Regions from separate parts of the Homo sapiens genome. Here region 1 is linked to region 2. The links are chromatin loops, found by intact Hi-C in ENCODE. Cell type or tissue: B cell. All regions are shown on one strand. Each heading gives the region's core, and the rest is flanking DNA. Links, peaks and the distances in the headings are about the cores only.

Region 1 (13,441 bases), core at 1,862-9,861, 220 kb after region 2:
CATTCTGAAGTGAGCACCACTGTAAGCCCCAATTTAAAGGTGAGAAAACTAAGGCACAGAGAGGTTAGGTGACGTGCCCCAAAATCACACAGCTGGAAGGTAGCAGAGCTGAGATTTGAACCCAGACAGCCTGGCCCCAGAATCCAGGCTCTTTAACCATTTCACAAAGCTGCCCACAAATAGCCTAAAGCTTATCTGTCACCAATCAAGGGCTCTTCACAGGTATTATTTCTTTTAAGTATCCTAGCATCTCAGTGAACAGGCATTACTATTTCCACCCCCAATTTTCACAGACGAGAAAAGGGAGGTTGAAGGAGTTCCAAGGACATTCTGAAGGTGACATAGCCCCTGTCCTCTGCAACACCCCCCCACCACGCTATTCCCATACTCCAGTCCCCAACCCAGTTAGTTCCTCTGGGGCCATGCTGGGCTTGGGGCTCACCTGGAAAGTGGCAGCTGGTAGGTTAGAGATGGCAACATACTGGAGGTTATTCTGCAAGGTGTAGATGAGAGAGGGCACTGCGAGCTTGAGCGTGTCCACATACTGCACCAGGACAGCCTCATGGAGGAAGAGAACCAGGTGCTTCACGTTACCTAGGTGGGAGGAGGAGAGCCCTTCTTAGCACTGACAGCCATACATGGGGAACCCCTGAAGGCTGGGAACAGGCCTTGCTCCTGTGACTCCCCCATCCACCCTGCTGTCCAATCCCTGGAGGCTGGAATGAAGTATGTGATCTTGGTTTTCCCTAGAGTACAACCATGTTTCCAGCAAGCTTTTCTGAGACTCAGTTTAATGGCAGCAAAAGAATCAGCCATCCGTGTCTGCTAATCACAGAGCATGTCACTCATGTTAGAGCCTACCTCCCTGGCAGAGAGCCCCATTCAGGGAAAGCACTCAATACTCAATATATTTGTGTACAATGAAATAACCAGCATTAGGCCAGGTGCCGTGGCTCACGCCTGTAATCCCAGCACTTTGGGAGGCCAAGGCAGGTGGCTCATGAGGTTAGGAGTTCAAGACCAGCTGGGCCAACAACACTGAAACCCTATCTCTACTAAAAATACAAAAATTAGCCAGGTGTGGTGGCAAGCGACTGTAATCCCAGCTACTTGGGAGGCTGAGGCAGGAGAATTGCTTGAACCTGGGAGGTGGAGGTTGCAGTGAGCTGAGACCATGCCATTGCACTCCAGCCTGGGCAACAGAGTGAGACTCCATCTCAAAAAAAAAAAAAAAGAAAGAAAGAAATAACCATCATTAACTTGGAGCTTATGAAATAGAAGCCCTAGGAGCTGGGGTGGAGGGCTGTCTCCCACACAGAAGAGTTTAGTCTAGACTTTTTTTTTTTTTGGCACAGTGGCGCGATCTCGGCTCACTGCAAGCTCCACCTCCCAGGTTCAAGCCATTCTCCTGCCTCAGCCTCCCAAGTAGCTTGGACTACAGGCGCGTGCCACCACTCCCAGCTAATTTTTTGTATCTTTAGTAGAGATGGGGCTTCACCGTGTTAGCCACGATGGTCTTGATCTCCTGACCTCGTGATCCGCCTACCTCGGCCTCCCAAAGTTCTGGGATTACAGGTGTAAGCCACCACACCAGGCATAGTCTAGACTTTTAGACTTATCCTAGCTCCTCACTGACCCATGTGCCGTCTGAGGGCAGGGGCCATCTCCCCCTTGTTGCATCTTTCTGTCAGCCCTAGACACAGAGTTGCCTCTGCCACATGGATGAATGCAGGCTTGACCATTAAGCAGAAGTCCGCTTGGGACCTGCTCCAGTGAAAACATGATAATCGGGCTGGGCGCAGTGGCTCACGCCTGTAATCCCAACACTTTGGGAGGTTAAGGTGGGTGGATCACCTGAGGTCAGGAGTTCGAGACCAGGCTGGCCAACGTGGTGAAACCCCGTCTCTACTAAAAATACAAAAATTAGCCGGGTGTGGTGGCAGGCGCCTATAATCCCAGCTACTCAGGAGGCTGAGGCAGGAGAATCTTTTGAACCCGGGAGGCGGAGGTTGCAGTGAGCCAAGATCGTGCCATTGCACTCCAGCTCAGACAACAAGGGCAAAACTCCATTTCAAAACAAACAAACAAAAAACATGAGAATCATTTCCTATGTAACAAGGCCTTTGCAAAGCTCGCCCCACTTTTTGGCAGTTCATCTTTTTTTTTGGCGGGGCGGGGTGGGTGGGTGAGGAGTCTTGCTCTGTCGCCCAGGCTGGAGTGCAGTGGTGTGATCTTGGCTCACTGCAACCTCTGCCTCCCGGGTTCAAGCAATTCTCCTGCCTCAGCCTCCCTAGTAGCTGGGATTACAGGCACCTGCCACCGCGCCTGGATAATTTTTGTATTTTTAGTAGAGACGGGGTTTCACCATCTTGGCCAGGCTGGTCTCTAACTCCTGACCTTGTGATCCACCTGCCTCTCGGCCTCCCAAAGTGCTGGGATTACAGACGTGAGCAACCACGCCCAGCCAGCAGTTCATCTTTTAAGTCACAGCTGGGTGTCACTCCACAGGCAAAACTTCTTCAAACACTGAACAAGGTTGTCCCAGGAACTCCTACTGATGTTCATTCACCAAACCCTGTGCACTCCTGGTCTCCAAACTCGAATTCAGGGGAAAAAAATTCCGGGCAGGGGAGAGAGGGGTGCTGAAATTGTGGCTAAGAGATGAAGGCCTGTGATTAAGTCTGTGGCTATCTGTTATTTCCATCTTCCATCAGCAATGAGGACAAGCTGCTCCTCTGCATTGCTAACCCATCTACCCCCACGGCCTGAGGCAGTGTTCACACCTACACTGTTCACAGAGTTAACAAAGGTAAGAGCAGGTCTCTTGTTAACCTGGAGTTAACAGGTGGGTGAGAATATTCTCTTCAATGTAAACAAAGGGCAAAGGTGCATAATTCATCTCCATCCCTTTACTTATGCAAGACCTTTTTAGAGAAACAATTGGGCAACACTTCAAAGTAGAAGGCCTTCAGGGAGATGTTGAAATTAGCAGATAAACCCAACTTCCAATTTACAAGAGATGTAGAAGACAGAATACTTGTTAAATTTTTGAGAATATTTGCCTTAGGGAGGCAGTCAGCAAAATCCAGACTACCCAAAGTCTACAAAACAAATGACCTGTTTTCTCCAACAAATTAATTGCAAAGACCAAAAAACCCCTAGAGATTAACAGATTTAGAAGATACCAAACAAGGCCAGCCTGGTGGCTCACGCCTGTAATCCCAGCACTTTGGGAGGCTGAGGTGGGCGGATCACGAGGTCAGGAGTTCGAGACCATCCTGGCTAACATGGTGAAACCCCTTCTCTACTAAAAATACAAAAAAATTAGCTGGGCGTGGTGGCACGTGCCTGTAATCCCAGCTACATTTATTCAAGATAATTCAGGGGAATTTACTTCCATACAATATTACTTCGTGTGGGATTTACTTAAAAATAATAAGAGGATAAGGACGTAGGTAGACATATAGATTGGCAGTGAGTGAACAATCACTGATGTTGTTTAAAGCGGCCATGAGTTGCTAATTGCTGACTCTGGGGGATGGGTACATGGATATTTTACTATTTGATTATTCTCTCTGATTTTGCATGTATTCGGAATTCTCCATAATATGAAGCTAAATCACATGTGAGAGATCCCTGCTACTTTATAAGCATTGGCAATCTCACTCCTACAGCCCACACAGGCCGGCTACCCGGCTGTTAGGGCTAGAAAAGTGTAAGATGCCGCTACGCATAGCTGGAGTGGCGCTCCAGGCAGGTTGAGATTTGGAGACACTCCTGAAGCAAACCATCTGTGTGAACACACACACATACATGTGGAGTCTCACCCACCGACCCCAGTGCAGCCCCATCCCTGGTTCGTACCCCTCTTCTGTGCGAAGAGCAGCAGCAGGCAGGTGAGACCTTTGAGCACTTCCGCCATGACCACAGCAGTGGTGGCAAAGAAGCGGTCCCCTGGCAACGTGCGGGCGTAGCGGATGCTGAGGATGAGGGAGGCATTCTGGACCACCAGCACAGCTAGGGATATGTACTTCAGGCGCCTGTGAGCTGTGGGGAACGGAAGGGGCAAGGGGGAAGGACGGGGTCAGAAGCCGCTGGGGCATAGCCACACCACCACCCACCCCCTTTCTTTCTCACCCAGGACCCTCCTAGCCATGGCTACTTGCTCCCTCAGCCTGCCTGCCCTCACCCAATAAGGGTCTGACTCCTACCGGCTTACTGCCTCAGCCATGAGCAGGAAGAGCCAGAAGGGAGAAATGGGCCCCACCCTGTCCCAGTCCATACCTGGAATCCTTACTGAGGTGTCAGGTAATGGCTGAGGCAAACCCTGGCCACGCGCCTCGGCTTCCTCCCAAGTGAGAAGCAACTCTTCCCCAGAAAGAATACCGACAACTACATTCTCCACGTTTATTGAGTGTTTACTGTATGCCTATCACTGGGTTAAGGGATTTCTATGGATTACCTCAATAGACTCATATCACTGTCATCTCCAAAAGAACTGCGAGGATTCCCATTTATGGATTAGCAAACTGAGAATTTATATGAAATGATGCTCCTGTTTAATGAGGGACTGTCTCATGTAAAGAATAACACATCAATGCAGGGAATGAGGCCACTGTATGAGGTATGTTCACCCCCTAAGAACGGTCTTTCTCCTATCTAAGAAATGATTCGATTCCCTCACACTGAGAATGGCCTACATCCCATATGGAATGATCCTCCTCATACCCAGAATGGTCTCTCCAACCCCTCACTCCTGTGACAACTGGTTCCTCTCGAACCAGAATAGTCTACTAAATACAAGAAATGATTCCCACATGCTCCCAGGGACTGAATCCTGTATCAGGAATGGTTATCCCACCAAGAAAGGTCTGGCTCCCTCAACCAGATGAGGAAATACTTCCCTGCACTCCACATGGTCTGCCCTCCCACCACCGCACACGGACCCTCTAGCTAATGAATTTTTCCTTGCTCTACCCACACTCACAATGAGCTCTCTCTGCTATAAGGAAGGACCCGGCACTCTCAGAACGTTCTTTCTCCACCATATAACGATGAGCCCTCCCACCCGAATGTACAATGAACTCTACCTCCATTAGGAGGGAGCCCCCAGAACGGTCTCCTCCGCACATAATGAAAGACACCCCCATCCTCAAAATGGACCCTCTCTAGTCACATAAAGAAGGACTCGCCCCACCCTAACTCACAATAGTCTCTGTCCCTTTATAAGGAAGGAACCACCACCCTCAGAATAGTCTCCCCCTTCTTCAGTGAGGAACTCCCACACCCGCAGAATGGTCTCTTCCACACGGAAGGACTCCACATATTCAGAATGGTTTCGGTGGCCTTAGCCTTCCCAAAAAGAATTACCCACCACACTCACAATGGTCTCTACTCTCCATATGCGGAAGGATCCCACAATCACTCTCAGAATGTTCTCTTCCCCGCCCCCAACACACTGACAATGTGCACACACACACACACACACACGTCGGTCCACACGGGATGCTCCCTCTCACTTTAGTGAGGAACATTCCCGACTCCCAGCGATCCCGACCTCCGCCTCCCATGCGACTGCTCGGGCAGACTGTCTCACCCGCACTGGCGGTCCCCGGCTCCAATGCACCCGCGGAAACCGCCCCTGGCCCGGGCGCCGCGGTGGAACCACCAGCCCCAACCGCTGCCATGTTGGCATCTGCCCGGCCCGTCCCCTCGGCAACAGAAAAACCACTTCCGCGTTCGTCACTTCCGCTGCCGGGCCACCTGAGTGAAGGTGGAGCGAGAGCCGGGATCGTCAGGGTGGTGGCTTTTCTCCTCCGCTCCTAAAAGCTCAATGTATGAATAGCCCCGGGATTTCCAAATTCCGTCGGATCGGGAGGCCGGGGACACGGCCCGATCGGCCTACCCACCATCCCTACAGAGCTTCATCGGCCCATTCCTGTCACTAGACCCGCCTTATCCTGCCGTTCGTCCGCTTCACTGATCGCGCTTTCCAGATCATCCCCCGATCTTGTCTCCTAGACTCATTGGTTCAGCCACCCCTTTCATCTCGGCTCTTTATTGGCAGCTTCTCCATAAGGCGCCGCCCTTTCCGTATCAGAAACTACCAGGTGCTTCATGGTTGGACTGAAATTCCGCTTTCCCGTCTTCCAGAGAGGCCTCGCCCCCTGGAGAGCACACGGGAATCTGGGGACGAAGAAACTTTGACCTGGCGGGGTCGGGGTGAGGGCGTACTGGCATCAGGTGCGAGTCAGGAATGTTAAGCTAGCAGATAAAAGCAGAGCAGGTGAGGATAAACAAGTGAAAATGCAAAGGAAAGTTGACGCACATAAGGGAAGACAAGTGAGTCACCACTGAGGATGGCAAAGGGGACAGGCGAAAGGCTCACAGGTTAGCTAGCATTTGGAAGCAGGGCAAGAGTCCGGGCCAGAGGCGGTGGCTCACGCCTGTAATCCCAGCACTTTGGGAGGCTGAGCCGGGCGATCACCTGAGCTCAGGAGTTCCAGCCTGGGCAAAACGACAAAACCCCGTCTCAAATAAAAAAAAAAAATTACCCGGGCTTAGTGGTATGCACCTGTACCCAGCTACTCTGGAGGCTGAGGCAGGAGAACCGCTGGAACCCGGAAGGCGGAGTTTATACTGAACCGAGACAAATAAGCAGGGCAAGAGAGGGAACAACTCAGGTCGGAACAAGTGAAACCAACATGGAATAGGGTAGGCCAGGTAAGTCAAGTGTTGAAGGAGAAATTAGAGGGATGGGTATGTAAGGGTAAAGATGGGGGAAGAGGCTAAAGATAAAGAGCAAAACAGGTGACTACACCCTGGACAGATTCCAGTCAGCGCCCAACCCCAGCCCCGCCCTGGCCAGTACCCTGACAGGGCTTTTCTTCTGCAACAGGGGAAAGGGCTTCTTCATTCCCCTGGGGTGCCAGGGAAGGTAGTTTTTCTGCTTCTGAGATAGCCATCTTGATTGGGGATGTGCCCTAAACACCTTCAATATGCACAGTATCTCCAACAGAGAACCCTTCTGCACATACTGGGCACTGCATAAGATCAGGGGCAGGGGAATCAAGATTTTTTTGTGTGTGTGTGGTGCAGCTTCAAGAATCCTTAAAGCTCTTTAGGATGGCAACATAAGACTGTGGCTTCCTGAGGACAAAGCAGAGGGACAGTCTGTCTCAGTGCACAGTAGATGCTCCATAAAAGCCTCACACCTACAAATGGCCAGCCGCTTCTGATTCTATTACTTTTATTAAATAGTGGGTTTCCACACATGGCTTTTTAAATAATCCAGGCAGGAGAAGAGAGGAGGGCACACTTGGAACTCCCCTCCCCACAATACGTGATTATTTACATTTTAGTAATTGGACAATCCCGGCTCAGGAGGAGGTTGCAAGAATCTGCAAAAGTTGGAGGGAGCGCCCCAGGAGAACAAACAGCAAGCCTTATTTCCCCTAGCCCATCCCCCAAAAAACCATCCATCCCATCCTAGTGTCTGGTGGTGTCCGGTGGTGTCCATCTTCCATTCCTTCCCAAATTATGGAAGTAAGGTTCTTCTCACCAGAATAAGAGCACTTGGGATAACAGAGTAGGGTCCCCTCACCCAAAAAAAAAAAAAAAAAAAAGAAGCCTTGGGGTAACAACAGGGCATTACCTCCCCCAGAATAAAGAATCCTGGGCTGAGGCAGGTAAGCAGCTTGACCCAATATGGGACCCTAGGCTAGGGGAAAGGGTCCCTTTACTAAAATAAAAGCTACTGGGGTATTGGAAGGAAAGCACCCTTGCCCAAGTAAGAGCATATGAACTAAGTTTGTGTGGTGGTAGTAGGAGGTGCCAATGTGGGGTGACACATCATCAGAATAAGAGTCCCGGGGCTCAGAATGGGAACAACTTCACCAAAATAAACTTCCTTAGCAAAATGAGAAGCAAGAAGTTCCCCCTCCAGAATCAGGGACCACAGGTTCTGGGAGGAAGGCTCCTTTGTAGGATTGGGAAGGGAACTGGGCAGACTTGGTTTATGTCTTCTAACCCCTGATCCTCAATCCCTTACCTTAGTAATACTGGACTTTAATGACTGGTAATGACCTGTAAAACCAAGTCAACAAATGTCCATCTATCCCTGTGACATGGCCATGGGATGGCTCTTCTGACCATTGGGGGCCAGGCCAGGCCAGGCCAGGCTTAGGGTAGCAAGGACCAGGCCAAAGGGGCAGGGCCTCCTTTGGAGGGGTTGAGGGGTACATCCTCGGCTGGTGTTTGCATCCAGGGGTCCAGCAGGATCTCTTCCAGTGAGGGTCGGGAAGAAGGTTTGGGGGCCAGGCACCGGCGGATTAGGGCACAGCAGTCTGTAGGCCAAGAAGCAGAGAGGGAAGATTAGCAGTCAGTAGGGGGTACTGGTCCCTGAGAAGGATGGAGTCTTCTGGGCTGGGGTCAGTGAGGCCTCACCTGGGGAGACATGGGCTGGGAAGTGGAGCTCAGCTTCCAGAATCTCCTGGTCCCTCTCAAAGGGAATGTCCCCACACACCATGTCATAGAGGAGGATGCCCAGTGACCAGACAGTGGCCGGGAGTGCATGGTACTGGTGTCGAGAGATCCACTCTGGGGGGCTGTACACCCTTGTCCCTGCACACAAGCCAGGGGTTAGACCAACTCAATCTCATGATGCCCTTCTCCAACCCCAAACTCTCCAGGAAGGATGGCCTCACCACAATTAAGAGCACTCAAGATAAAAGCAGAGTCCCCTCACTAGATAAAAAGCAGCTAAAATAACAGAGTCCCCTCAACAGAATAAAAGCACTGAAAAGTAACAGGATCCCCTTACCAGAGAAAGAATACTCAGGATGGTAACAGGATCCCCTCACCAGAATAGGAGCCCAGAATAAGGTTAGCACACCATTAAAAGATGGACTTTATCAGAGGGCAAGGCTGAGAATCCCCAGTATTAGCAATCGATCATCTTATATAATGCAGTATGGGTCAAGGATTACAGGACACCCCACCACTGGAGGCCAAAGGTCACAAGGCCATCAAGTAAAAACAATCCCTCCAGGGAGATTTAGAGAAGCCTTACCATCAAAGTCAGTGTAGGGTTCATCATGAAGCAGGGCACCAGAACCAAAATCAATGAGTTTGGCACAGCCACGGCGTAGGTCTATCAGGATGTTCTCATCCTTGATGTCACGATGGACAACTCCACGGGAATGGCAGTGCTGGATGGCTGCCACTACTTGGCCAAAGAAGCAGCGGCTTGGGCCTTCACCCAGTGGGCCCTTCTCTGTGATATAGTCAAAGAGATCCTGGGCGGGCAAAGGCCGCTCGAGGACCAGCATGAAGCCCTCCTGTGTCTCAAACCAGTCAAGCAGGCGGATCACGCCAGGGTGCCCACCACCTGCACCCACTTTCCATAGCAGTGCGACTTCGAGTGGGCATGTGACTGAGTCTGACTGGGGGCACAGGTGGGGTGGGAAGCAGGGAGAGAAAAAAGACAGATGTCAGGGCAACAGCTCTGAGGCTTTTTACCTAAGCTCAACTCAGGGCCCCTTTTCCTGACAGTGTGTCGCTAAGCAACTCACTTCCCTTCCTGGGCCTCACTTTCCCTAAAGACACAAACTCACACAGCGATTGAGAGGGTGAAACCAGCAAAGAGCCTGCACAAATCTCGCATGTCGTAGATCAATAAACATTTGAATAAACGAAAGAAGTTCGGCCAGGCACAGTGGCTCATCCCTGCAATCCCAGCACTTTGGGAGGCTGATGTGGGTGGATTGCTTGAGCCCAAGAGTTCAAGATCAGCCTGGGCAAAATGGCACAAACACAAAAATTAGCCAGGCTTGGTGGCATGCACCTGTAGTCCCAGCTACTTGGGAGGCTCAGGTGGGAGGGTCGCTTGAGCCAAGAAGGCAGAGGTTGCAGTGAAGATCACACCACTGCACTCCAGCTGTCTCAAAACAAACAAGCAAAAATACAAAGAAAAATCTGGTTATCAACTGAAGGCTTTCAGCAGAAGCAGCACCACCATTATGTGTTTTGTTTTGTTCCCTGACATATCCCAGATTAGAATAGTACCTTACACAGGTGATCAATAAATGTTAAACAGATGACAGCACTTAATAGCATGGGCTCTGACAAGCAGTTAGCACTCAATAAACACTTATTGTGTAATGGTTTGTTTTGTTCACGGACGTATATGAAGCACTAGAACAGTGGCTGCTAACAGAGTAGGGCTGAATAAATATTTGTTAAACAGGTGAAAACAATTAGTAAAAAAGGACCTAGCACAAAATGAGCTCTCAATACTTATGTAATACTTTGCTGAGTGTCTAGAATTATGTCTGTCATATAGTAGGTGGTCAATATACCTAATTTGTTAAACAGCTGAGTGATTTATTACAAAGGACCTAGCACAAAAGGACTTAGTGTTATCATGTGTTTTGTCAGCATCACCAAGCACCTAGAACCAGCCAATAAAAAGCCTAAATGTGGCCCTGCGCAGTGGCTCACGCCTGTAATCCCAGCACTTTGGGAGGCCGAGACGGGCAGATCACCTGAGGTCGGGAGTTCGAGACCAGCCTGACCAACATGGAGAAACCCCGTCTCTACTAAAAATACAAAATTAGAGGCCGGGCGCGGTGGCTCACGCCTGTAATCCCAGCACTTTGGGAGGCCCAAGGCGGGCAGATCACTAGGTCAGGGGTTCGAGACCAGCCTGGCCAACATGGTGAAACACGGTCTCTACTAAAAACGTAAAACTTAGCCGGGCATGGCAGCGGGTGCCTGTAATTCCAGCTACTCAGGAGCCTGAGGCAGGAGAATCGCTTGAACCCAGGAGGTGGAGGCTGCAGTGAGCTGAGATCACGCCACTGCACTCCAGCCCAGGCAGCAGAGCGAAACTCCGTCTCAAGGAAAAAAAAAAGTCATAAATGCAGCCGGGCGTGGTGGCTCATGCCTGTAATCCCAGCACTTTGAGTGGCCGAGGCAGGCGGATCACCTGAGGTCAGCAGTTCAAAACCCGCCTGGCCAACATGGTGAAACCCTGTCTCTACTAAAAATACAAAAATTAGCCGGGCATGGTTGTGCGCTCCTGTAGTCCCAGCTACTTGGGAGGCTGAGGCAGGAGAATCACTTGAACCCAGGAGACGGAGGTTGCAGTGAGCCGAGATCGCGTCACCTCACTCCAGCCTGGGCAACAGAGGGAGACTGTGTCTCCAAAAAAAAAAAAGTATAAACGCTGGGGGCCACAAAATCCGCCCCCCACTGCCTCCCCAAGCCCTGCGCAGGTACACTTCGAGCAGCAACCTTCTGGGATGAGGTAGAGCCCTCTCCTGGCCAGGCTGCTGACTTGCACGGCAGCAGACGTTTTCTCACCGAGATGCAAAAATACCGATATTGCGCAGGCGCACCCTCTCCCTTTGGGTCCCATGGACTGCGCAGGCGCAGTTTCCCCTAGAGCCCGCCAGGGGGCGCTCCCAACTCTACAACTTGCCCAGACCCGCCCTGATGTCCGTTAGCGTTATAACGGCAAGAGAGAAGCAGCCACCATCACCATGGCAACCAGTGACCTCTGCCCCTTGTTCCCCACCAGCACGCCCTGCGGGCAGTCCCCCAGCAGTGTTTGGAGGAAGGATGGTAAAGGTTTGTTGGAGGGGAGAATCCAGGGCTCTAGGGGAATTGGGGTGAATCAGAACTGTATGTCACCCCAAGGGAGTATAAATGGGCTGGCAGTATTCTCACTGTTACAGGGCCCAGGGAGTCATACATCCCCTGGAAAAGCAAGGAGGTGAATACATCAGTGATGGAGTAGGTAGGTTAGGAAGGGCTCCGAAGGTACTCACCAAGGGGGACCAGCCCAGCACACGATTCCGGGGAATCACTTTGATGGCCACCTGGAGAAGAAGGCCGTGATAAGGAGGCCAGCAGGTGATCCCCAGACCCCTCCCAGTCTAGACCTTCTGCCTACCTCCAGTATTCCTCCATCTACCAGCACTCTAGTCTTTCTGGTCCCCAACCACAGCACCCCACAGAACGCGTACCAGGGCGTCTCCCCTGCCCTCCAGGTCCTCGGAACCAAGTTTATCTCTCCCACCTTCCTTAGCCCTGGGCTCTCCGTTCTCAGGCATCAGGACTCATCACTCCAAGTCCTGAGTTCTAGATTTCCTGATACCCCAGGCCCACAATCTTCCTATTTAGCTCTACGACACCCCAACTCTGTACCAGGGTCCTGGTCCGCATGACTCCACACTGGACACCTACCTCCAAAAGTCCCACAAATCTCACATCTAGGTCCCTGCTTTCCCACACATACACAGCCTGGACCCCGGGGTCAAGGAACTCCGGAATCTGAAGCCCCCTGCCCCCCCCCCCCGCCCATAACCTCCTAGACCGACACACACACGCGCACGCACACACACCTGGCCCTCTACACACACTGCAGGCTCACTCCTCGGACACGGACACGGACACACACACACACACACCTGGTCCTCTACACACTCTGCAGGCTCACTCCTCGGTCAACCAGCATTCCAGGGCCAGGACCCCCGCCCCCGCCACACGCACCTGACCCTCCCAAGACCCTCATGACGGATACCTGGAGTCGATCTGTGAGGCGGTGTCCTGCGAAGACGGTGCCAAAGCCCCCCTTACCCAGGAGGGGGCCGAGTCGATACTCGGCCTCGAACGCTTCCCGATCCTTGCCTCCTACGCAGGCGGAGGCGAGGAAGTCAGGGTGGCGGCGTGCTGAGCCCAGCCACGACTCCCTCCCCCCGCGCTGCAACCCATCATTCCAGCCCACCCCGTCTGGTTGCAGTAGGGGAGGATGTACTCACCTGGCGGCGGCGTGGGGGTCCCGGGGGGCGCGGGAGGCCCCTGTAGAGGCTTGGTCAACATGGAGGTGGCGCTGCGCAGATTGAGCCCACTGAACCCGCTAAGCCCGCAGGGCGTGGACGCCCGGGGCAGCGCAGCTGGGGAGCCAGGGCTGGGGGGCGCCAGGGTGGAAAGCAGAGAAACTGGTGGCCCGGAAGCGCCCGCAGACGGCGCAGCGTTGAGATTCGCCGCGCGCGCCAGCCCCAATGCTACTGAGCCTGGGCACGCGCCTCCCGGGAGAGTCACCCTGGGCGACAGCCCCGCCCACCTGGCTTTGATCAATCCGGACGCGGCACCTGCTGTACCACAGCCAATCGGAGCCAGTTCTTATTTGCATACCACCCTCATCGTTTCAAGGGCCCCCTTATGCAAATACACGCTCGGTTCTTCCGAGGAGGCGGGGCCTGCATGTAAATGAGGGGGCTTGAGGTGGGGCTCACACCAAGAGGAAACCGGTTCTGGGAATCCCTTTGCAGCACCGCGCTTGTTTTGGTTGTTGCGCGGGGTTGTTGTTGGTAGTGGTGGCGGTGTGTGTGTGTATTTACACTTAAAAAATAACTGCGCAGTATCCTTTCCTGGG
Region 2 (15,797 bases), core at 227-8,226:
CCCCATTCTCCATGCCCATAACAACTCACACACCAGGATCTTGATGGGCAGGATCCCCCTCTCATTTTTAAAATTTGGCTCTGCCCAGTTCCCAGTTCAAATCAAGCACTGGCCAATTGCAATGGAAAAGGCAAAGACTTAATTATCAGACAGATCTGCTCTAGAACCCGGGAAAGATGCCTCACCTCTGAGCTTTGGTTTCCGCATCTATACAATGGAGGTAACTGATTTCCAACGGGGATCCCACTGAGTCACCTCTCTGCCTCCTCAGGACTTGCTCTCCCAGAAACAAAGGAGTAACTCAAAAGCGTCCTTGGCGTTTACAGCTATTTCCAAGGGCATAATTAGAAACTGTTGCACAGCAAAGCCTAGAATTGAGCTCCCTGCCCCTTCCGATTTCTGAAATCTGGTGAATTCGAGATCTCAGACATCCTACCTTTAGAGGAGGAGAAAAAGAGAAAGGTAGTGGGGAGGAAGATAAAGGTGAGGGAGACTCCAGAGAGGGCAGGCTTCTTCAGTCTGCAAGAGCAACGGAAGAATTTCTAGGTGGAAAGGGGAACTCCCCCAAGCTAGAGAAGGAGGGAGTCTCAGGTTTCCTTTAATTCATTATTCTTTACACCGCAACACCACTCCCCACCCCACCCTGACCAGGTCCCCAGATGGGCACTGAGTCTAGGAAGGATCCATCAGCATCATTTATCCCTACTCCCAGTCCCCCACAGAAATCTTAGAAATCCAGTGTTCTGGTTGGCCGGGCGCGGTGGCTCACGCCTGTAATCCCAGCACTTCGGGAGGCCGAGATGGGCGGATCATGAAGTCAAGAAATAGAGACCATCCTGGCTAACATGGTGAAACCTCATCTCTACTAAAAATACAAAAAATTAGCCGGGCGTGGTGGCACATGCCTGTAGTCCCAGCTACTCAGGAGGCTGAGACAGGGGAATTGCTTGAACCCGAGAGGCAGAGTTGTGGTGAGCTGAGATCACGCTACTACACTCCAGCCTGGGCAACAGAGCGAGACTCCGTCTCAAAAAAAAAATGTGGTATACACAATGGAATACTATTCGGCCATAAAAAACAATGAAATCATGTCTTTTGCAGCAACATGAATGAAACTGAAGGCCATTAATTTGAGTGAAACAACTCAGAAACAGAAAGACAAATACTGAATCTTTTCACTTGTAAGTGGGAGCTAAATAATGTGTACACATGGACATAGCATGTGGAATTATAAACAACAGAAACTTGGAAGGGTGGGGAGGTGGGAAGGAAGTAGATGATGAGGAAATTACTTAACGAGTACAATGTGCATTATTCAGGCTATGGATACAGTAAAATGCCTGACTTCACCACTACACAATGTATCCGTGTAACAAAATTACACTTGTGGCCTGGCACTGTGGCTCATGCCTGCAATCCCAGCACTTTGGGAGGCCAATGCACATTATTCAGTTGATGGATACAGTAAAATGCCTGACTTCACCACTACACAACGTATCCATGTAAAAAAATTACACTTGTGGCCTGGCGCTGTGGCTCATGCCTGTAATCCTAGCACTTTGGGAGGCCAATGTACATTATTCAGATGATGGATACAGTAAAATGCCTGACTTCACCACTACACAATGTATCTGTGTAACAAAATTACACTTGTGGCCTGGCATGGTGGCTCATGTCTGTAATCCGAGCACTTTGGGAGACCAAGGCAGGTGGATCACTGGAGGCCAGGAGTTTGAGACCTGCCTGGCCAACGTGGTGAAACCCCATCATCTCTACTAAAAATACAAAAATTAGCCAGGTGTGGTGGCACACGCCTGTAATCCCACCTACTCAGGAGGCAGAGGCAGGAAAATCGCTTGAACCCGGGAGGCAGAGGTTGCAGTGAACCGAAATCACGCCACTGCACTCCAGCCTGGGTGACAGAGTGAGACTCTGTCTCAAAAAAAAAATATTATATTTGTACCCAATAAATTTATATGAAACAATTAAATGCTTCTGAGATCTGGCTTAATGGTTGCTCAGCCTGCATTCTGGTTCCACATGTAGGTCTGCTTGTGAAAACTCATTACAGTGTTCACCCCTGGTCTGTGTACCCTTCTGTATTTGTGTTACACTCCAATCTGAGGTTTACATTACAATAGGTCAAACCTGTGAATAAAACCTTATATTGGCTCCGGCACTGGGCAACGCAGTAATCATTAAATTAATGCTGAATGAACAGACAACTGGCTGGGAGTGGGACACGGTAGCAATAAGATGGCCTCTTAACTTTTGAGGTCTCCTGAAAAAGTGCTAGTCCAGAATGATTCACTTTCCAGATGAGCAGGAGACACCCACCCCAAGGTCACTTACTGCAGGTTTTACAGACCAGTTTAAGAAACTGCCTAAGATCAAGTAATTTAGTAAATGGCAGAGCCTGGATATGAGTCCAGGTAGTCAGGCTCCAGAATCCAGACTTTTGCCCACTACTTTATAGTGTTTGGGGGCACTACTGGCGACAGACCCTTTTGTCTCCCTCTCAGATCCAGACAGGCAGAGGTCCTGTCTTAAATCACTCTTGTGGGTTGGACAGGTCTCCTGGACACCCGGGAGTGGGAGAGCCCTGCTGCCCGAGGAGACTGGGGGTACATGAGGATGAGCACCTGACTCTGCTCGAGAAGGAGTAAGGGAGGGAAGGGGATGCATGGTGGGACCTTCGCTCCTGTCTGTCCCCTCAGGGCAAGCTGGGGCTGACGGAACCTCAGACCAGCCAGTCACTTCTTAATGAGCTCACAGCTGGACTGGCAGGCAGACAGAATATCCGTTTGGTTAACTGTATAACTGTTTGGTTGACTACAGAACTCATGGAGTGACAGGGAGAAGGCGCAACTTGAGGACGTGACAGCGCAGTTTCCTGAACATCTAACTGAATGACAGCCTGCCTAGGACTGGCTGGGGCTGGTAGCCTGACAGTGGAAAAGACAGGCAGCCTCCTGAGGACCTTGCAGGCTGGCTGACTGATGGCCCGTGGTGCTACTGCCTGCCTGGGTGGCCGGATGTTGTGAATGACTATTGTCAGGAATCACAGCTGGCGGGGGAATGTCTAGATGTTATACTGTCTGGCACCGTGTAAAGGAGGGCCACCTGGGGAAACTTCAGGCTAACTGATCAACAGACCCGTGGCTGCTTGCTAGGCAGCTGTATCTGGTGATCAACTATCCACGCTGCTCGAATCACAGCATGCTGGAGGGCCTGGCTGGGTGCTCTGACTGACTGATCACCTGACAGACGGTGCGGTCAGTCGGATGCTGAGAATGACTGACGATGTGATGAGGGGCGGATTGAACGAGTCACAGGCCAGCTGGCCAGGAGCAAAATCGGCATAGCTGTCTGACTCGATGGCTGTACGTGGTTACGGACTGTCTGCCCTGATAGAATCTCAGCTTCAACGCATCAGAGGAGACTGACTTGACCAATGGTGGGGATGAGTCGCCTGAGAAATGACAGACTGGCTGACCCACTGACAGGTGGTGTGGAGGCTTAATCCTACCTCTAGTTGCTGTGACTATTTGCTTTGAGGGCCTAGCTGGATGTTGTGACTGATCGTGGTGTGAATGAGAAGTAATCTGAGGGAAAGACAGTGACCAACTGATAGTGCCCGACAGGGCTGTATTAGATGCTGACAGTGACAGCTTGTCCCGACCTAATCACAGCCCGCCTGGGGGCATGGCTGGATGCTGCAGTCTATGAGAGGATTTAGCCAGGGAGAATCGCAGCTGGTCCCAGGGCTATGGTGGGTGGAGAGGAGGACTGATTGATCTGCTGACAACGTGAGGACAGGATGGTCTTAGGGAATGATAAGGCAGGCTGGCTAACAGTGCTGTCTGCCTGCCTCCAGGGAGTCGCCGCTGGCCAGGGCACAAATGGAAGCCAGTATTGACTGCCCAGCAGTGTGGATGGGGGCCGGGAGTCTGACTAGGCACCTGTCTGGGGCGACCGCCTGAGCAGTTGGATACGGCACTAGTCCACCTGGGAGCCCCGGCCTGCTTGGGGTTAAAATGAGATGACGGGCTGACTGACGGTGATAACAGGGAGTATGACAGGACTGAGGAACCACTGCGACTGGCTGATAACGTGATTGGCTAGCAGTGTGACAGACAGACCAGCGCACGGGCAGGGCCTCTGGCAACTTTAGCTACCGCCGCTGTCGCTCCCGCTGCCGCCGCCGCCCAGACGCACTCTGGGAAAGCGCGGCGAGCACCCGCCTCCGGGACCGAGCCGGGCGGCAGGGAGGGGTTCGGTCACGGCTCTCCGGTTGGTCCGCGCGGGTGCTGCGAGTCGGGAGCCGCGGCCAATAGGCTGCGCGTTCCCGGCCACGCCCGCGCGAGCGCTCTTCTCGCGAGGCCGGCTAGGCCCGAATGTCGTTAGCCGTGGGGAAAGATGGCGGAAAATTTAAAAGGTGAAGCAGTGGAGGCAGAGGCGCGGGCCCGCTGGCCGGGCCGGGTGGGCTGGAGGGGTGGCGTTGCCGGCTCGGGGCCCCGGCGTCCGAGGCCCCGGCGCCGGGAGCCGGAAGCTCGGCGCGGAAAGGATGAGGCTCGGGGAGCGCGGGCCTGGTGCGCGGGGCTGGGCGGGGCTCAGGGGAGGGGGCGCGCGCCTCGGAACGCAGCGGGCCTGGGGCTAAGTGGGGACGCAGGAGGGGGGCGCGCGCTGCAGATCGCGGCCGGACCGGCGCGCGCACGCGCGGGGGCTTGTCGAGGAGGCCGCGCCCGCGCGCGGGAAAATCGGCCCCTGGTGACCGTTACCCATTCGGTGTCCACGCGAGACGCCGGAAGGGGAGGGAAGATAAGGGGGACAGACCCCCCCTTCAGAGTGCGGGGACTGAGAACTCTTCTGGGGGAAAGTATCGCCTCTCGGCGTGATGGGGGAAGGGTTTGGAATAGAGGATCTCCCAGAAGAGAGAAATGGGGCCTTCCTAATAGGACAGCTGGACTCCCCCATGTGCAGGGAAAGAGGGGTGACTCAGTTATGTTGGGGGGCCCCTCTATGTGACGAAAGCCGCAGGGAGGATGGGTTCCACAAGTGGGAGGACCTCTGAGGGGTTCAGGAGAGTCCACCTGTGGCCAGTTCCGGAGCCAGCAGCTGGAGGGTGTTAATTGGGACCACTTAAGTGGGGTTTCAAATGCAAGTGAAGGAAGGGGTTTGCGAGGACAGGCTGTAGGGAGAGGAAAGCGTGGGCACAGGCGGGCTCAGTCTCCACTTGGTCTTGCCTAAGTAGGGGGGGTAGGGCTTGCACACGAAATAATTTTGAAAAGCTCTTGTACGTTTTTAGGTTGACATCTAAAGTTTAGGTGTGATTTTTGCAATGGGAGGCAGAAAATATTAAACATTTTAAAAAGATGATATAGGATGAGGACTGACTGCCCTTGGAATGTTTTGAGACATGATTTGATAAAATGGCTTCTAAAGTACTTTGATTAAGAATGTGCCTTGAATCAGAAAGAAATCTGTTTTTTAAAATCCGTGTGTCTTACAAAATTTTGGCAGTCCCAGAAATATACCAGGTATATTTAAAAGAATCAGTGTCACTAATCTGTACCGCTTTGCGTATAAATTCAGAGCATAACCCTTTGGATGAGCTTTACTCTTCACAGAAAGATGGATGAGACAGAAAGTCAAAATGCAGTGTGAAAAAATATACCTTGTGGATTTAAGGCACCCAGATTGATCATTTAAGGAGCCTTCCTGTAATGTAGTATCATTCCACAATCTCTTGCTCATAATTCCGAAATCTAAAAAGCCCTGAAAACTGAAATCCTTTTCTTAAATTTGGCACCATTTATGGCAAAAGTAGATTATAAAGTGGAACTCTTCTGTGAGGCTATTTTATATCTCTATTTCTCCTATTTAATGTGGGAAATTCATACTTTTGCTGCAGGACGGTTAATGCATTTGATTATAGCTTGATGTCCCCTGGCCACGCTGGGGGTGTTAGGTGATGTATGGGATATCCTAGAACTAGTCTTGTAAAATCCAAAAAATTTTGAATTCCAAAACACATCTGGCCCAGGAGTTTGAGATAAGGGATTAAAGACCAGTCTTTCCAGTTACGCCTTTGTTTGGTGCCCTGGAGGTTTTAATCTTGTCCTCCCATCCGCCCCACCTCGGGGCACTGCATCCTACTGAGATGGGGGGTTGTTCTCTTTCTTTTGCAAAGTGGAGAGAGGGGTGATCAGGTCCTGAACCCAAAGCAGGTTTGCAGGCAGTTTTAGGAATGACATGGAGTTTGAAGCTCTGGAAATAGATTCCTTTAGGACAATTCATGTTGCAAACCCCGCTTAGAGGTCTGCTGCTCCAGGGGCAGCTTTGGGCAGTGAGTATTGGGGTTCAAAGCACATTTCTGTTGTAGAACAGTCTCAGCACTGGGGAAGGCCTGTGGATTAAATTTCCCTGACTCTTAGTCAGTCTTTGGGATGTCCCAGGGAGGATTTGGGGTCCCCTTTGACTCCTGGCCTAGTCAGGCTGCCCAGTAATAGTTCTTTCTGCCCCGCTTGATCCAGGCTGCAGCGTGTGTTGCAAGTCTTCTTGGAATCAGCTGCAGGACCTGTGCCGCCTGGCCAAGCTCTCCTGCCCTGCCCTCGGTATCTCTAAGAGGAACCTCTATGACTTTGAAGTCGAGTACCTGTGCGATTACAAGAAGATCCGCGTGAGTCTGGGGTGACCATGCTCTGGGAGGGGACAGGTCACAAGGAAGTTAGTGTCCTGCCCTCTTGTCCCCAACTGCCCACATCTGTTTCCAAAGGGAATTTTCTCCTTTGACCCTGAAAACACAGGATGAATAGACCCTTTTATCCCTATGTTACAGATAGGGAAACTAAGTAGCTTTCTGGGCAGGAGCCGGAATGAATTCCCAAATAAATCTCTTCCCATCTCCCTAGGAATACAAAGTAATTGCAGAGATTGAGATGCTGAACCCTGGAGTGGAAATGTCAATAGCTAATGGCTATTGAGCACTTTCAGTGTGCCAGGCGTTTCCTCTCGGAAACTCATTTAATCCCCTAACAACTGAAATGGGGATAGTTATTGCCAGAAGGGGGAGTGGCAGGATGGTTAGGAGAACAAACTGGAGTCAGCATGCTTGGGTTCCAGTCCTGGTTGTGTTACCCCAGGCTACCTACCCAAACCTTCAGTACTTCATTTTCCTTGTCGTAAAAGAGGGATAACTAGGAGCATCTACCTCATGTGGGGTTGTGAGGATTAAGTTAGTTAATAATACATGTAAGCTGCCTAGAACAGGCAAGGACTTGTCAGGGTCCAGGTGAGCCAGGGTGGTGGCAGTGATGATGGTTTGTCACTGGACGTATTTTGAAGGTGGGGCCAACGGGATGTGCAGAGGGTGGGTGTCGGAAGTGTGAACAAAAGAGAAGTCAAGGATGACTCCAGGAGTTCCGGTCTGAACAGCTAGAAGGGAGGGAGCTGATGATGGGGAAGACCAAGGAGAGGAGTGGGTTTGGGAGATTAATTAAAAGTTGGAACAGTTTGGACAGACAGTAAGGGGGAGAGGAGGATTTGAACCTAGTAATCCTCACTCTAGAGCCCATGCTTTTTAATCACCGCATGAAGTCATTCCAGAAAAGGGGTGGGGTGGGGTAGGTGTTATCCATCAGCTTTGGGATGGAAGCCCCATGAAGGCTGGCCCAAAGATCTCACTACTTACGGTACCCCCGTCCCCCTACCCACCCCCAACAGGAACAGGAATATTACCTGGTGAAATGGCGTGGATATCCAGACTCAGAGAGCACCTGGGAGCCACGGCAGAATCTCAAGTGTGTGCGTATCCTCAAGCAGTTCCACAAGGACTTAGAAAGGGAGCTGCTCCGGCGGCACCACCGGTCAAAGACCCCCCGGCACCTGGACCCAAGCTTGGCCAACTACCTGGTGCAGAAGGCCAAGCAGAGGCGGGCGCTCCGTCGCTGGGAGCAGGAGCTCAATGCCAAGCGCAGCCATCTGGGACGCATCACTGTAGAGAATGAGGTGGACCTGGACGGCCCTCCGCGGGCCTTCGTGTACATCAATGAGTACCGTGTTGGTGAGGGCATCACCCTCAACCAGGTGGCTGTGGGCTGCGAGTGCCAGGACTGTCTGTGGGCACCCACTGGAGGCTGCTGCCCGGGGGCGTCACTGCACAAGTTTGCCTACAATGACCAGGGCCAGGTGCGGCTTCGAGCCGGGCTGCCCATCTACGAGTGCAACTCCCGCTGCCGCTGCGGCTATGACTGCCCAAATCGTGTGGTACAGAAGGGTATCCGATATGACCTCTGCATCTTCCGCACGGATGATGGGCGTGGCTGGGGCGTCCGCACCCTGGAGAAGATTCGCAAGAACAGCTTCGTCATGGAGTACGTGGGAGAGGTAGGGAGATGGGACCCGGTGTGTGTGTGCAGCTCTTCCCACCCTGTGTTCACAGTGTGCACCCGGCTCTCCTCACTGTGTGTCTGAAACTCCCTGCTTTCCCTATGGGAAAGGCCTGGGAGACTGATCTGAGTGTCACAGGGACATTGGGCAGGGGCTAGTATTCCAAGCTGGTACACACCAGCATGGCCATGCTGGTGGTTACAGGAACACCAAAATACTTCTGCACTGGGTTGACTTTATCAGGGTACTTAGCAAAGAAGAAAAGTGGGAGCTGAGATCCAGGCAGCCTTAGCATTCCTTGTAACAGGCCATGTGGTCTGGCATAGGGCTGCATCAGCTGGAAAGGCACTTCCTCTTCTCATTTCACAAGGGCCCATCTTATCACCAAGCAGTATCTGCCTGAGGAGCATTGTTTTACCAGTCTGCACAGAAGGAACGCAGTCTGGAGTAGGATGAGACATGCCTTGGACAAAGGTTGGCTAACTCCTTTAGACTTTCAGGACACTGGGGAAGGCCGAGTGTATTAGGCAAGCCAGCCATTGTAAAAACAACCCCCTCATCTTAGTGACTTTGCACATTACAAGTTTGCTTGCTCATGGAACAGTCCATTGTGGGGGTTTGAGTGGGTATCCTTTCACACAGCAACTGGGACACCTAGGCTCTTTCCCTCCTGTGCCTTTGCTGTGCCTTGAAGCCTTGGAGTCACTACCAGATCCTCAGCATTGCCTGGCAGGCGGGCCAAGTGGGGGATAGAAGGGGCCCATCCTAGTGGGCCAGGCCTAGATGCAGCACCCATCACTTCTGCCCATGCTCCACTGGCTGGAACTGAGTCACTGGCCTTACCTCCATGCAAGAGAGGCAACAGGATGTGCTTTAGCCATGTGCCCAGCTGCACAAGGCTAAAGCACAGCCATAACTAGCAACTAGATAACTAGCAAGTATCTACAACAGAAAAATGTCGCATTCTAAGATGGGATGCAGTTAGCATTTGGGATGAGATGATTTTTCGTTATGTAGAACTGTCTCATGCATTGGGGGACATTTAGCATCCCTGGACCTTGACCATTTAAATCCATGAGTGTGCCCTGTCATAGTGACAACCCCAGATACCTCTATATATAGCCATAGGTCCCTTAGGGGTGTGATATAGTTGGAAAGTGACAGAAACTGGCCTGAGGAACACTCACATGAGGGTGTCCACACTGTAGCACTGATACTGATGACAAGGAGAGGCTCCTACTCTGAGAAACTGTACAGAGGGTCACATCTGACAGGGACAGAGACAATCTTGGGTAGAACAATCTACACCACAGAGGACCCTGACAGTCTGGGCAAGGAGACAGCCACACCCTGTCCAGATAACCCTGCTGGCCTGCTGGAGGAGATGTCTACATGCCACAGGACCTGGCCATCTGGAAGGAGGAGGTGGGGAGGTGTCCACACCCTGAGGGCTCCTGACAGTGGGCGGGGGAAGGAGTCCTGATAATCTGCAGGAAGTCCATGTCCCACAGTGACCCCAGTGACCTGGAGGAAGAGCTTGTGCTCTCCACACTCTAGAGGACCTGGTGGTCTGACTTAGGAAGTGTTCACACCCATGTTGTCATGACAGGAAAAAGAAGTGTCCTCACCCCAGAGGGATCCGGACAGCCTGGAGATCTAGTCTACACCCAAGGGCACCCTGACAGTATCGGGGGAAGTGTCCATGCCCTCAATGTCCTGACGCTCTGGAGGAAGTGTCCAGAGGTTGAAGGAACCCAAACTCTCTGGAGGAGATGTCCAGACCCCATAGGACCCAGACAGTCCACCGTCCTAGGGGCTGCACAGAGCAGGAAGTATCTCAGCCTCACTGTACTGGCATCTGGAGGAAACACTGTCTACCACACAGGGTCCTGACAGTCGAGGAGGAAGACTACACCCCAAGGGCAGCCTCAGACCCTCCTGGGCCTGAGACTTTTCTGGCTGCTCTTCCTTAGTGTCAGTGTCTTTAATCCTCCCAGGGATCCTCTCAGCCCTGTCCTCACCCTTCCTGCTCTCCACACATTCTTGCTGCACTATTTCCTGACCGCCCTCCAGCACCCTCAGACCCATGGGTCCTCCTGATGGTGCCACAGGCCTCCGGAAAGAGCCAAACTCATCTTCCCGCATTCCCCTCTGAAGAGACAGTATAGCAAATGGTTAGGAGGGTGGACTCTGGATCCTGACTGCCCGAGGCTGAATCCCAGCTCCACTACTCATCAGCAATCACTAACCTCTGTGCCTGCATTTACTATGTAAAATGGGAACAATAATAGCACTCACCTCACAGGCTTGTTACAAAAATTAAATGAGTTACTATGTATCAAGCACTTGGAAAAAGCACTTGAACAGTGTTCAGTACACAGTAAGTTTGATACAAATGTTATCAGCATAGTTCAAACTTCAGCAAATCCAAAATGTCTGGAAGACCAAGTTTTTTTGTAACCCATCTGGCTACAGGACCCAGCCTGACCGGATAGGGTCCTATTTGTAGTTTTTATTTATCCTACTTGGGGTAATAGTCATACATTTCGTTGCAGCAGTTCTAATTTACTTGATTCTGTAGTGCCGTCCCAGATGCTGCCAGGGTGTTACGGAATCAAGGGCCTATCTGCACACCATGCTATCTACTGTCCTTCTTCAGCTGGGACATGTACTGACAGTCTGTACCAAGAGCTCCCTCCACGGGAGCTGCCCTTCCCTCCTTTGCAGCCTCCCACATTGGGTCAGAACTTTCACGTTCCTGCAGAACATTCCCATCCTCACCCAAGAGACAATGCCAGCCTATTTTATCCATTCTAAAACATGCATTTTCTTCCTATTTTAACATCTCGGAAATGAAGATGTCTTAATTAAATCATGGTGTATCATTTATAATTAACAGCAGTTTTTCCTTTCTTGGTAAAGGGCACATAAAATTAAGGGTGTGCCTTACATTTATAACTGGTCCTCATAACCACTCCTAACATTGCTCACTCTCCTATCAGAAACAGGAACACCTTTCACGTCCATGATCTTGTATGGATCTTTACAACAGCCCCTGTCAGGTTGGGATTTTGTCACTGTCATTCCCATTCTGCAGATGAGAAAACTGAGGCCCAGAGAGGTAGAATAACTTGATTAAAATCACAAAAGTAGTACAATGGATAAAAAAATAAAGGCCCAAATAATATCTAAAACTGGTACCCTGCCAGGCTGTAGCTTTTTTTTTTTTTTTTTAGCTGAGGAAACAGGCACAGAGAGAACATTCAGGATCCCATATCCAGGAGGGGGCAGAGCAGCAGCTGACTCCAAGTCTTCTAGTTCCCATTCACGTCAGCACCCTCTCGGAACTGCCAGCTTACAGCCTGTCTTTTCCATTCATTCTGGAGAGCTGTTAGGGAGCAGAGACAGGCCCATCTGTTCCCAAGCTTTCAGGGTTGACCAATCATTAGAGAATGGGACTGAAAAGAAGATGAGAAGGAACCAAGAAGTGTTTGTGCCCTGGAGGGCCTGCAGTATGACTCACTCCTGGTGAGACTGGGAGAGCAGGTAGTGGCAGAATAGGCATGAAGATGGAGACTAGGAAGGATGTGGGCACTCCTCCTGGCTCAAGGAGGGCCTACGGTGAAAAAGATGGCTCATACCCCACCCACTAGGCCTGTGAGCCTGGGAGAGGCTGCCCTTTGATCCCAGGACTTGATCAGACAAGTGGCCAGCTTCTGAGGTAGGGGAGGAACGGGAAGCTTGGAAGGCTGCCTAGAGAGGTCCCATCTGTTTGAGCTGATGCCACAAGGAAGACTGTTCTCCAGGAGGTGAAGGGAGACTGATCTTGACATATTCCACCCTCATGTTGTGGCCCTTAGGAGAGAGTCCCCACTCTTCCACCAGGTGGTAAAGCCCTTTTATGATCTGCAACTCGTTTTAGAGAATCCGTCTCTTCTCCATTCCCCCTCAAGCCCTAAGCACTGTTTCCTGATCACAGTCTTACACTGTGGGTGTGTGAATCTGTCTCTCTGTGACCAGACTTTGACCCCTTGAGGGCAGGGACCAATCCTGGTTCCTGTGTATCCCCTACCCACCTGTGACCCCTGAGAGTGGACCGGGCCTGGTCCCTGTGTCTCCCTGATCAGACCGTGAGCCCTGCATGCTGGGACTGGGCACAAGGAAGGCCTCAATAAAAACCCTGGCAAGGGAGCCAGGTTCCTCAAGGAACAGAACTGGAGCACGGGGCAGTGGGTAGTGTGGCCCGAGGCAGGGTAAATCTTGGTTTCCTCAAGGCATTGTTAGTCAGCCTTTGGCATGGAACACAGCCTTGAGGGGACAGCCAGGGAGAACACCAGTGTGGCCATCCTAGCTAAGGAGATGGATTCCCAAGTCAGAAGGGCATGGTCACCGGCCCACATGAGGGTGAGCAAGGAAGGAAGCCCGAGAGGGGTCTCTGGAGAAGGGAGGGGAAGGAAGAAGTGTGGCGGGGGAGTACTGGAGCTACCTGGAGGGCCGCCACTTGGACAGAGGACAGGCTGCTAAGCCAGGAAGCAGAATCAAAGTAAACAGCAGTCCCCATGTGTCTCCTGTGTGCTGTGCACTGTTCTTGGCTGAGGTACAGTGGGACCCCTACCCAGGGAAGGGCCTGGTCAGCTACGCTTGGGGATTGGCAGGAGGCTGCCGTTGCTGGCCTCAGGGAAGAGGGGCCATGGGGCCGGAGATTTGTTGGCGTGGATTGGGAGGCAAGGACAGGCTGGGGCTAGGATGGCAGCAAAGCTTCCCATTTCCTAGGACAGGTAGGGAACCAGCTGGGGAGGAGGCACCCACTGCCGTCTGAAGCACCAGTTGGCACTGCGCAGCCCTGGGCCGAGGGAGAGCTTCTCTCACTGTGCTCTCCCTTCATCTTTCCTCCTCCTCTGCTGCTGTCTCTGAAGTGTGTGGCCTCAGCCTCTTTCTGGCTCTCTGAACCTGGGCCTCCCTCTGCCTCTGCCTCCACCTCTCTTGTCTTGAGGCCCTTGCCCCCTTTCCCCATGGCCTGGGTCTCTTCTTCCCCTCTCTCCACGCCCTCCCTGCTGGGTCCTGCATGGGCTCAGGCTCCCTTGCCTGGATCAGTAAGTATCTCTCCCTGTGGCACCCTGGGTCACTTTCTTTCTTGCCCTTGCTTTGGTCTCTCCTGATCACCTTCCTGCTCCGTCCCAAGGCACTGGAGGCTCCAGGGGTTCTTGGGCAGCTCTTGCTGGGTGGCGGCAGGAGGTGCTCGCGTGGCCCCAGTTGGGCCCTGCAGCCAGGCCAGCCTGCACTCACCGCCAGGGACTCCTCCTGCTAGCCAGAGGCCTGAGGCGGGCCAGGCAGTTGCCAGCTGAGGCCCAGCTCCTCAGGAAGGGCCGACAGACTCTCTGCGTCACTGCCCATGTGTGTCCACGGGCAGGGGTGCCTCCTGCTCCCTGTCCTTCAGAAGTCAGGAGCAGTGCCGGCTTTCCTGAGACTTCGCGGCCAATCTCCCCTTACCCATGGCCCTTTCCCTAGATCATTACCTCAGAGGAGGCAGAGCGGCGGGGCCAGATCTACGACCGTCAGGGCGCCACCTACCTCTTTGACCTGGACTACGTGGAGGACGTGTACACCGTGGATGCCGCCTACTATGGCAACATCTCCCACTTTGTCAACCACAGTGTGGGTACCCCCGGCAGGCGGGCAAGGGGTCGAGAGGGGCAGGCTGGAGCCCCTCCTCACTCTCCCAACTGTTCTTTCTCGCCCAGTGTGACCCCAACCTGCAGGTGTACAACGTCTTCATAGACAACCTTGACGAGCGGCTGCCCCGCATCGCTTTCTTTGCCACAAGAACCATCCGGGCAGGCGAGGAGCTCACCTTTGATTACAACATGCAAGGTGGGGGTGGCAAGGGACTGGGGGCAGGGGCGCACTGTGACTTGGGACACAAGGACCCCTCCCAAAGGCACACCAGTCACTCAGAGAACCAAGGAAAATTCTTTAGCGGGAGCTTTAAGATGCTCTTCCTGACTCCCAGTCCCCCATTCGGACTACTAGACCCCTGCCTACCCCTCGAGTCCCCTCATTCCCAGCCCCTGAACCCTAACCCTGAGGCATTCATACCAACTTCTCCCAAGATTCCTGGAGAGTTAAGAAACTCCTGACTCCAGTCTTGACTGAGTTTCCCTCATCCCCCAGCCCCTCCCCACTCCTAGCTCCCTTTGGCCTTCTTCATCCCAAGCCTCTGGACACCCTTGTGGCCTCCAGCCAGTCCCCTCCTTGATAAGCTAGCCACCTCTGAGACCCTCAAGGGCAGGTCTTTGGCAGGAGAGTTCAGATGTACCTCTGGATGCCCAGGTGGCCCTCTATTCCTGCCCCTGCCCCCCCCCACACACCTAAAACGACCCTCCTGGTTCCTTGACGGCTCCCTGCCTCCCCCAGCATTCTTCAACCCCTGGCCTGAACAACCTCCAGTGCTGAGCCCTGGCCCTAGCCCCAAACCACCAACCCTAAGATCTCCCAACTCAAATCCCAGAGTTGCTCCCAGCCCCAAAGATCCTTGGTCTCATGGTATAAAGGGTAGTGGGACCCTTCATCCAGGCCTTCTAACAAGTCCCCTGCCTCCTTCCCTACCTTCCTCCCTCCCTCCTTCTCCCCCTCCCTCCCTGCCTCCTTCCCTCCTCTCCTCCCTGGCTGTGACTCCACAGTGGACCCCGTGGACATGGAGAGCACCCGCATGGACTCCAACTTTGGCCTGGCTGGGCTCCCTGGCTCCCCTAAGAAGCGGGTCCGTATTGAATGCAAGTGTGGGACTGAGTCCTGCCGCAAATACCTCTTCTAGCCCTTAGAAGTCTGAGGCCAGACTGACTGAGGGGGCCTGAAGCTACATGCACCTCCCCCACTGCTGCCCTCCTGTCGAGAATGACTGCCAGGGCCTCGCCTGCCTCCACCTGCCCCCACCTGCTCCTACCTGCTCTACGTTCAGGGCTGTGGCCGTGGTGAGGACCGACTCCAGGAGTCCCCTTTCCCTGTCCCAGCCCCATCTGTGGGTTGCACTTACAAACCCCCACCCACCTTCAGAAATAGTTTTTCAACATCAAGACTCTCTGTCGTTGGGATTCATGGCCTATTAAGGAGGTCCAAGGGGTGAGTCCCAACCCAGCCCCAGAATATATTTGTTTTTGCACCTGCTTCTGCCTGGAGATTGAGGGGTCTGCTGCAGGCCTCCTCCCTGCTGCCCCAAAGGTATGGGGAAGCAACCCCAGAGCAGGCAGACATCAGAGGCCAGAGTGCCTAGCCCGACATGAAGCTGGTTCCCCAACCACAGAAACTTTGTACTAGTGAAAGAAAGGGGGTCCCTGGGCTACGGGCTGAGGCTGGTTTCTGCTCGTGCTTACAGTGCTGGGTAGTGTTGGCCCTAAGAGCTGTAGGGT

What was found. A loop is a pair of places that touch in the nucleus more often than their neighbours do. Peaks named below come from ENCODE experiments on the same cell type or tissue, not always from the same donor. Only the 100,000 strongest peaks of a DNase experiment are listed, where the experiment ranks them.
Region 1: a loop joins it to region 2, with 25 times the contacts of the local background. A loop is called at or near these places in 7 of 110 quality-filtered maps.

What each region holds. Positions count from the first base shown.
Region 1 is chrX:48,905,950-48,919,390 of GRCh38, forward strand. SLC35A2 (solute carrier family 35 member A2) reads right to left here and starts at 5,697. Exons shown (of 5, transcript NM_005660.3): 1 at 5,597-5,697; 2 at 3,865-4,047; 3 at 443-594. The coding sequence starts at 5,687. PIM2 (Pim-2 proto-oncogene, serine/threonine kinase) reads right to left here and starts at 13,075. Exons shown (of 6, transcript NM_006875.4): 1 at 12,825-13,075; 2 at 12,587-12,696; 3 at 11,832-11,882; 4 at 9,071-9,443; 5 at 8,446-8,622; 6 at 7,233-8,345. The coding sequence starts at 12,885. The coding sequence ends at 8,182. RefSeq lists silencers at 4,891-4,940, 12,852-12,991, 13,082-13,321 and enhancers at 5,301-5,350, 6,591-6,640, 8,331-8,380. In B cell, for the core only: no CTCF peak of the experiment used is centred there; DNase peaks (open chromatin) are centred at 3,872, 4,048 and 5,742; H3K4me3 peaks cover 2,201 bases; H3K27ac peaks cover 2,917 bases.
Region 2 is chrX:48,692,366-48,708,162 of GRCh38, forward strand. SUV39H1 (SUV39H1 histone lysine methyltransferase) reads left to right here and starts at 4,369. Exons shown (of 6, transcript NM_003173.4): 1 at 4,369-4,438; 2 at 6,537-6,682; 3 at 7,726-8,388; 4 at 13,900-14,046; 5 at 14,133-14,262; 6 at 15,072-15,797. The coding sequence starts at 4,420. The coding sequence ends at 15,205. It overlaps LOC124905187 (a long non-coding RNA gene), which reads right to left and starts at 755. Exons shown (of 2, transcript XR_007068229.1): 1 at 186-755. RefSeq lists silencers at 3,983-4,062, 4,093-4,392, 4,683-4,782 and an enhancer at 4,923-5,202. In B cell, for the core only: no CTCF peak of the experiment used is centred there; a DNase peak (open chromatin) is centred at 4,216; H3K4me3 peaks cover 1,682 bases; H3K27ac peaks cover 1,695 bases.